2 separate regions of the Homo sapiens genome follow, and region 1 is linked to region 2. A link is a contact called in ENCODE Hi-C or POLR2A ChIA-PET data. All regions are on one chromosome and are shown on one strand. The core of a region is the stretch at or near the end of the contact, and the rest is flanking DNA. Distances in the headings are between cores, read along the strand shown.

What was found. A loop is a pair of places that touch in the nucleus more often than their neighbours do. ChIA-PET counts read pairs that join two places held with the same protein, here RNA polymerase II (POLR2A). Pooled maps may share reads with other maps.
Region 1: a map of CD8-positive, alpha-beta T cell shows a loop between it and region 2 (12-fold over the local background). The contact joins the promoter of ZNF763 here to the promoter of ZNF136 in region 2. A Hi-C loop is called at or near these places in 2 of 168 maps with a recorded cell type or tissue (CD8-positive, alpha-beta T cell and ascending aorta), 1 of 37 single-sample maps with no recorded cell type and 12 of 50 pooled maps. POLR2A ChIA-PET finds 5 or more read pairs at or near these places in 6 of 52 experiments (GM12878, WTC11, activated B cell and 2 more).

What each region holds. Positions count from the first base shown.
Region 1 is chr19:11,962,959-11,966,801 of GRCh38, forward strand. It overlaps ZNF763 (zinc finger protein 763), which reads left to right and starts at 2,082. Exons shown (of 4, transcript NM_001367172.2): 1 at 2,082-2,253. The coding sequence starts at 2,251. It also overlaps a transcript of ZNF69 not described here. RefSeq lists enhancers at 1,210-2,163, 1,856-2,150 and a silencer at 2,302-2,501.
Region 2 is chr19:12,161,093-12,165,205 of GRCh38, forward strand. ZNF136 (zinc finger protein 136) reads left to right here and starts at 2,004. Exons shown (of 4, transcript NM_003437.5): 1 at 2,004-2,114. The coding sequence starts at 2,112. RefSeq lists enhancers at 1,845-1,934, 1,945-2,104.

The sequences.
Region 1 (3,843 bases), core at 832-3,331, 200 kb before region 2:
AGTAGGCCAAGCCTCTTATGTGGCGGAATGATCCAGTCGATGAGGAAATATCACCACCTGTTATGTTTTACAATTAGACCATCCAAGGGGGTCAGGGTTTCCCCAGGTAGTTTGGTGAGAGAGAGAGAGAGTGTGTGTGTGTGTGTGTGTGTGTGTGTGTTTTGAGACAGTGTCTTGCTGAAGTGCAGTAGCCTGATCATAGCTCACAGCAGCCTCAAACTTTGAGGCTCAAGTGATCCTCCTGCCTCAGCCTCCTGACTAGCTGAGACTATAGGTACACACCACCTCTCCAGGCTAATTCTAAACAAAGATGTATGGAGTTGGGAGGGTCTCACTTCACTGCTCAGGGTGATCTCCAACTTCTGTCTTCAAGTGCTCCTCCCACTTTGGCCTCCCAAAATGTTGGGATTACAGGCGTGAGCCATGGTATCCGGCCTCCCAGGCTGTTGTTGAAAGGTTTTTGCAATCTCTCAGAGTTATGCAGCAGTTTATTCCCTCACAGTGATACTCTCATCCTTTGACCCCATTTTGCAGCAGTGGTTGAGCGTTCACTTTTCTTTCCATAAGGGGGTGAGCTTGCCGGTGACTCTCTTCCCCCTCCTCATCAATGACTTCTTTGTCATCAGAGCCTTCCTCTTCATAAATTCCCACGGAATCCAAGTTTTCACGTCCCAATCGGGCTTAGTTATGATAGCCACAGGCCCACACCAGCTGCCACAGCACCCCCGTCCCATGGAAACCGCCCGACTCTCTTCTCCCCAAGCGTCCTGTCCCGGGAGCCCCCATCTCTGCTCTCCCGGGCTCCGGGCCCTAGATCCGCGCTGCTGTAGAGCCCAGTTCCCAGAGTAGCTCCCTCCACCTGTCCACATCCAGCTCCAGCTCTCCACCCTCTCTCCAGGCCTGGAGTTGCTGCAGTGTCACTGATCAGGGGACCCTCAGCTGCCACCTCCACCGCGATCTGAAAGTCTTTTAAATGCACTTAAGTTATCTTAGAATTTTCCTCGCCCATTTTATACATAAACATAGGAGGAGAGCAGGGGTTTGAGGGTGTTTGTCTCATGGAACTGATCAGTCGGGTGAGAAGTAGCTGAATAACCTGCAGGGGGCAGCAGAGCCCCAGGCCAGTGACTCCACGCCGAGGCCAGTGTGGATCCTGCAAAGGAAGAGAAAGAGAGATTCCCTGGGGTCTTCCCGGGCAGCCCGCCCTCCCCTACAAGTGGCCTCCAGCCGCTCAGAGCAGCTCCAGAAGGAGTGTGGATTCCGAGAAGCTGCAGAGCCCTGGAAAGCAGAAGAGACGTGCAGACGCCTTTGTGGGGTTCTGTCCTTTCTGGTGTTGTACCTCTGGAGCCTGGGGCTGTCTTCTGGGCAGGGTTTGGGGTTTGACACGCATGGGGTCGCTGGAGGCAGAGTTGTTTGTATATATAAAGAGAATGTGTGAATATCAGGCTAGAGACAGAATTGTTTGGGGGCGACACCTGGATAAAGGGTTCATGAAGTTGACAGTTTATTTAGGTCAGAAGGTTAAATTAACCCCAGGTGAGAGTTTCCTGCTGGTGAAAATGAAGATCTGGAAGCAGGGAGCATTTTCACACTGTGAGGAGGGGATGGGGGTGTGTGAGCAAGGCTTGGCCATGCCTCATTCCCAATTCCGGCCCGCTCAAGGACATGTGCCTCTCCTGATGCAGTCGTGCCTGGCCTGGTCTCGGTTCCCCTGCTGCTCTGAGGCCAGCAGATGGCTCCTATGGACACTGAGTCTGAAATTCCCTGCACACTCCTGTGACCCCGTGCAGAACGAAGGAGCGGGGAAAATCCCTTGAGTGAGGAAGACGCTAGTGTTCTCTTATATCTGTAGCAAGTCTGGCTGAAATGCAAATATCCAATAATCAGAGTACAGGAAGCACCTCGCCCTTAGAGAAGCTGTGGCTAGAATCCGTCAAGTCAGTCTGGCTCTGCCGGGCCTGATACCCAAGGCTTCCGCTGTCACTCAGAAGTGAGGGGCGGGGCCTAGCATTCCATCCAATCAGAGGTGCCGGGGCAGGGCCCTGCCCATTGTTTATCCAGGCACAGAGTGGGTCGCATTCCTGTCCTCACCTTTGTCCTTGCGCAGCCGGTGGTTGATATCCGCTGTATCCATCCCCGAGAGGGACCTGGTACCTCTACCCAGGTTTCTATCGCTCTGTCTCCTGCGCTGTGCCCTTCTGTAGTCACAGGAGCTGTAGAGAGGACCCCAGGACATCTGAAAGCCAGGAAATGGTGCGTGTGCATAGCCGGTTGTCCCGAGACGGGGTAGAGGCTGCCTGGAACCGGCCGGAACCGGCTGCGGCGGGACCCGGGCCTCCCTGCGGGCGACTCCAGGGTCTGGGACCGAGTCCTCCTGGAGCTGCTCGGCCCTCGGTCCCCTCGGCCGCTGGATGGGGCTGGGCTGGCAGCCGGGACCCCGGGTGTCCTGTCCTGTCCCTGCGCGGTGACTGCGGCCCCGCCCCGGAGCCCTCTCTGGGCAGTTCCGCGCCCGCAGCCCCGCGTCTCCCCAGATTATGCGGAAGCCACGAGAGGGTCATGGGGGAAATCCTGACTCGTGTGTAGGGTTCGTGCGTGGGAGGAGCAGTGGTCTGTGGGGCCCCCAGTTCCCACTTTCTCCTGTTAAAAATTAAACTGAAGTACATTAACAATTAAAGAGTTCATTTGAGCAAACAGCAATTCAGTAATGAGAACCACCCAGTCCTGGCTTGTGGTTTGTCAACTGAAAAAGCCAAACAATGTAAAATAAAGTTTATTCGTAGCCAAATAGGAGAGACCTTGGCAAGGGAAACACAACCCCAAGAAGCCTATAGTGAGTGGTCCCGAGGCGGCTCAAGACAATTTGGTTTTATTCATTTCAGAGAGACAGGAATTGCAGGGAAAATCATGAATCAGTGCCTGGAAGGTGTAAGTTCCATTGGCAGAAAGGGCGGGACCTGTGGAAGGGGGGTTAGAAGGCACAGGTGGTTGAGGGATTCTGTAGGTGGCAGTTGATTGAGAGTGTGAAGTTTGTCTAAAGTTTGGAGGAGGTAGGAAGGAATGCTGAAGGAAGGGGGTCTGTTATCTGCCACTTGATTCCATCCCAGCCAAAAAACAGACCTGTTTCTCGAGATTTTATGAATTCCAAGGCATGACTTACCCTTACCTTGCGTGGCCTTAGGTCTTGTTTGTAATTTGGTATCTTCTTGCCACAAGGAGTCTGTTTTTCCAGTCAGATAATGTCTGTTTTTACATGAATGTGCGTCAGTTGCTGCATGTAAACTCCTAAAGGGAGAGGGTATAAGGAGACCTGTCTCACCTGCCATCCTGTCATACAGAGGCACTCAATTTTCAGGGTTTTTTGGGGGTTCCCTTGGCCAAGAGCCAGTCACTTCACTTAACTGGGAAGGTACTTTGTTTGTTTTTGTTTTTGTTTGAGACAGAATCTCCTTCTGTCGCCCAGGCTGGAGTGCAATGGCTGGATCTCGGCTCACAGCAGCCTTTGCCTTCTGGGTTCAAGCAATTCTCCTGCCTCAGCTTCCTGAGTAGCTGGGATTACAGACATGCACCACCATGCCTGGCTAATTTTTGTATTTTTAGTAAAGATTGGGCTTCACCATGTTGGCCAGGCTATTCTCAAACTCCTGACCTCAAGTGATCCACCTGCCTCGGCCTCCCAGTGTGCGGGGATTACAGATGTGAGCCACCTCGCCTGGCCGCAAGGTATGTTTTTAAGTTTGCAGGTTGAAGACTGGGCTTTTATAAGGTACATGAGGAGACAAATGAGATAAATGCTTGATTGGTTGCAGAGATGCAGTTGCCTTATTTGGACTTGTCACTCCGAAA
Region 2 (4,113 bases), core at 754-3,253:
GAACTGAACAATGTGGGTGAAAAGCAGGTGGAAAACTTGCAGGGGGCAGCATAGCCTGAGGCCGGTGATCCACACTGAGACTAATCTGGAGCCTGCAAAGGGAGGGAAAGGGAGCTCCCCCGATTGCTTCCTGGGCAGCCTGCCTTCCCCTGTAGGTAGTCTCCAGCTGCTCCGAACAGCTCCAGCTCCAGCTCCAGGAGTGTGGATTCTGAGAAGCTGCAGAGCCCTGGAAAGCAGGAACTTCACAGGCAAATGCACGTGCGGGTTTCTCTCCTTTCTGAGGTTGTACCTCTAGTTTCCCAAGGTAGTTTTCCGGAAAACTTTTTGTTTTTTGAGACGGAGTCTTGCTCTGTCACCCAGGCTGGAGTGCAGTGGCGCGATCTCGGCTCACTGGAACCTCTACCTCCCGGGTTCAAGCGATTCTTGTGCCTCAGCCTCCCCAGAAGCTGGGATTATAGGCGCCCGGCTAATTTTTGTAATTTTAGTAGAGACGGGGTTTCGCCATCTTGGCCAGGCTGGTTTTGAACTCCTGACCTCAAGTGATCCGCCCGCCTCGGCCTCTCAAAGTGTTGGGGATTACAGGCATGAACCACTGTGCCCGGCCTTGATTTTTCTATGTATAGAGTTGCTGCAGTCAGGCTGTAATTTGTATATATGAAGAAAATATGTAAAGATCATATTTAGAGACTCATTTAGGTAGCGTTCCAGAGAAATGGTTTATGAGCTAGAGAGGTTGGAATTTCAAGGGGCCTAAATTGACCACAGGTGAGAGTTTTCTGCTGGTGTAAATTATTAAGGTATTGAAGGAGGGAGCGTTCCCACATTGTGATGCTGTGACAGGAGGGCATGTTGAGCTCCCAGAGTTAAATCCTTAGGTTTCCTGCCTCATCATCAGGGTCTAATGTACTCTGTGGCTCCACTTCAGCAGTCACTGACTCTTAAGCTTGGGAATATGTTCTACCTTCTGAATTCATCTTTTCCTTTTTAAATGTTCTGAAGTGCCCTGCTTATCTGAGCTAGTTCAAATTTTCGCTTTACTTCCCTTTTGATTTCTTTACAGATTACGGAAATAGAACTTGTTTTTCCATGTATTTAATAATTTTATTCACTTGTTGGCAGTTTTTTATTTTCTTGGGTGAAAATGAGTAGATTGATTTGGGAGGCGAAAGTGGGAGGTTCACTTGAGGCTAGGAGTTCAAGACCAGCCTGGACAACAAACGAAATCCCGTCTCTACAAAAAATTAAAGAATTTGCCGGGCTTGGTGGCATGTACCTGTAGTCTCTACTACTCAGGGGACTGAAGCGGAAGGTTCGCTTGAACCCAGGAGATGGAGGCTGCAGTGAGCTATGATCATGCCATTGCACTCTAACCTGGGTGGCAGAGCTAGACCCTGTCTCAAATAAATAAATAAAGTAATAAATAAGTAAATAAAGTAATAAATAAGTAAATAAAGTAAAAAATAGAGAGAGATAAAGAGGTATGGTATGAGAAAGCCTTGGGCACGCTTCCCATATCCTCATCCCAAATTTCCGATCCCTGGGAATATCACGCCCTTTCTTCTGTTCCAGTCCTGCCTGGAACTCCCTGCGCACACCTGTGACTCCTCATGCAAGAGGTAGATGAAGAAATGACCCACTGAGTACAGGAAGTATCTCCTTTGGTAAACCCGGATTAAGTTCTGCTAAAATGCAAGTATCTCCCATCTCCCCATCCCCCGCAGACCAAGTACAGTGAAGGGGACGAGGGGAAGAAGTCCACCCTGCGTTTGAGGGCTGGGGCCAAGACCCCTCATTCCCGCTTCACTCATCTATGCTTCACATCTCCTGTCATTCACATCTGTCAAGATGCAGGGGGCAGAGCCCGAAGCTGTACCCAATCAGGGGCACCGGGGAGGAGCTCTGCGATCGGTCCAATCAGGCGCGCCGTCGGGGACGCAGCTGCAGACGTTCAACCTTCTCGCGGGATTTTCATTTCTCGCGTCTGCCGTACTTGGTTTCGCTTCGCTAGTCCCAGAGGCCCAGAGTGGCTCGCCTGGAGTCTCTGTGGCGCGGTTTCCTGTACCTGCCTTGGGATCCGGAGGGAGGAAGCTGGGACACCCGGGAGTCAGGAAATGGTGAGTGTGTCGGGCCCTGCGTCCCGAGACAGGGAGGAGGGGCTGGTTGGACGACCGGAACTGGCTGTGGCGCGGCCCGGGCCTTCCCGTGGGCGACTCTGGGTCTGCGTACCGAGTCCCTCTGGCGCAGCTCAGCCCTTGGTACCCTCGGCCTCAGGGTGGGGCTGGGCCGGCAGCCGGGACCCCGGGCGTCCTCGTCCCGCCCTGTGCCGCGATTGCGGCCCCGGCCCCGAAGACCCAAGTCTCTTCAGATTGTGCGGGGCCCACGCGAGGGTCATGGGGTGGGGGAAATCCTGACTTGTGCGTGGAAGGAGCTGTGGTGTATGAGGTTCCCAGTTCCTTTTCTCTCCACAGAGGACACCCGTTTTTCCCTGAGTTTTCTAAGTGTATGGGATGCAGGGTCCCAAATCCTCACTCTGTCCCCCAGCCTGCTGTTTCCAGGGCTTGCAGTAAATCCCCAAATTTCCTGTTCTCTTTTCGCTTTTCCAAACGCCAACCTCTCCCCTTCCATTCACGACATTAGCAACCGTTTCTCCTATATTCTACATTTCAGATATTGTGCTTTCATTGTTTATTTTTCAACAAAGCAATGGATTACTCTTTCATCAAGGTTTGTTTTCTGTTCATAGCCTTGACACTCCGCTGTAAGAAACCTTTGTGCTTGTCCTTTTGTCTCCTCTATGCACAGATACCTCATCAGAATGTCTTTGAGTTGAGGTTCCCCTTTGGAATCTTTACAGGGTGATATGCCTTCAGCGCCCCCTCCTATTTATTTTTTCCTGGTTCTGGGTTTCAAAACTGTCTGGGGCTGACTCAAGCTGCCCACAGCTGCCAAGTCTCTTGGAGGATCTAGTGAATATTGGGTCTTGGGTGAGTCTTCCTAGAGGACAGTTGAAATAGAAGGCTGGGAGAATGCCCTGGGACTAGGATAAATCTAGCATACCCTGCTTCTAAATAGCCAACCTCTGGGGGCACTCAGCTTTTCCTCCCCCAACCCCAGTTTCCATCCTTTGGAGACACACTGGTGGTCAGCCAATCAGATGCTGGTATTGAGGATTGAGAAAAGAAAATTTTTTGTGTGTTTTGAAAGAGTCTCGCTCTGTCGCCTAGGCTGGAGTGCAGTGACGTGATCTCGGCTCACTGCAACCTCCATCTTCTGGGTTCAAGCGATTCTCCTGCCTCAGCCTCCCCTGTAGTTGGGACCACAGTTTTGCGCCACCACTCCCAGATAACTTTTTTTTTTTTTTTTTTTTTTTGAGACGGAGTCTCTCTGTCGCCCAAGCTGGAGTGCAGTGGCGTGATGTCGGCTCACTGCAACCTCTGCCTCCCGGATTCAAGCGATTCTCCTGCCTCAGCCTCCCCAGTACCTGGGACTACAGGCGCATGCCACCACGCCCGGCTAATTTTTTGTGTTTTTAGTAGAGACGGAGTTTCACCTTGTTAGCCAGGATGGTCTTGATCTCCTGACCTCGCGATCCGCCTGCCTTGGCCTCCCAGAGTGCTGGGATTACAGGCGTAACTGTACCCGGCCTCAAAAAAATAATTTTCGTCTGATAAATGTGGGTCCTTTTAAATGAACGGGCACATAGAGACATTCAAGTGATACAGCAATCACCTTCTAACTCCCTGAAGCTATGAATTCATCTTTTGAAACTGCTATTGCCACAAGTAGGTATAATCAACTTACTAATGCAACACGGGACCCTGGAACCCACACCCTATAGCTTAACAGTGCATAGCCACGCGCTTATCAATGTTACTTCTGTAAATCAGTGAGAATTCCTGACAAACAACTTTGTATCAGCCCACATCCTGTCCCCCTTTTTCAGACACTTTGGGTCATATTTTGTGTTTCAGCCTCTACTTTTTAGGTCGACAAGGGAAAAGACGGAAATGATTCCTGTCCTTTGTATTCTCTCAGCCTTGTGAAGGGAGAAAAACTATCTCAGCGAGGTGGTGGAATAACCTGAAAAACAAAATGCACTTTGGGTACACAGTG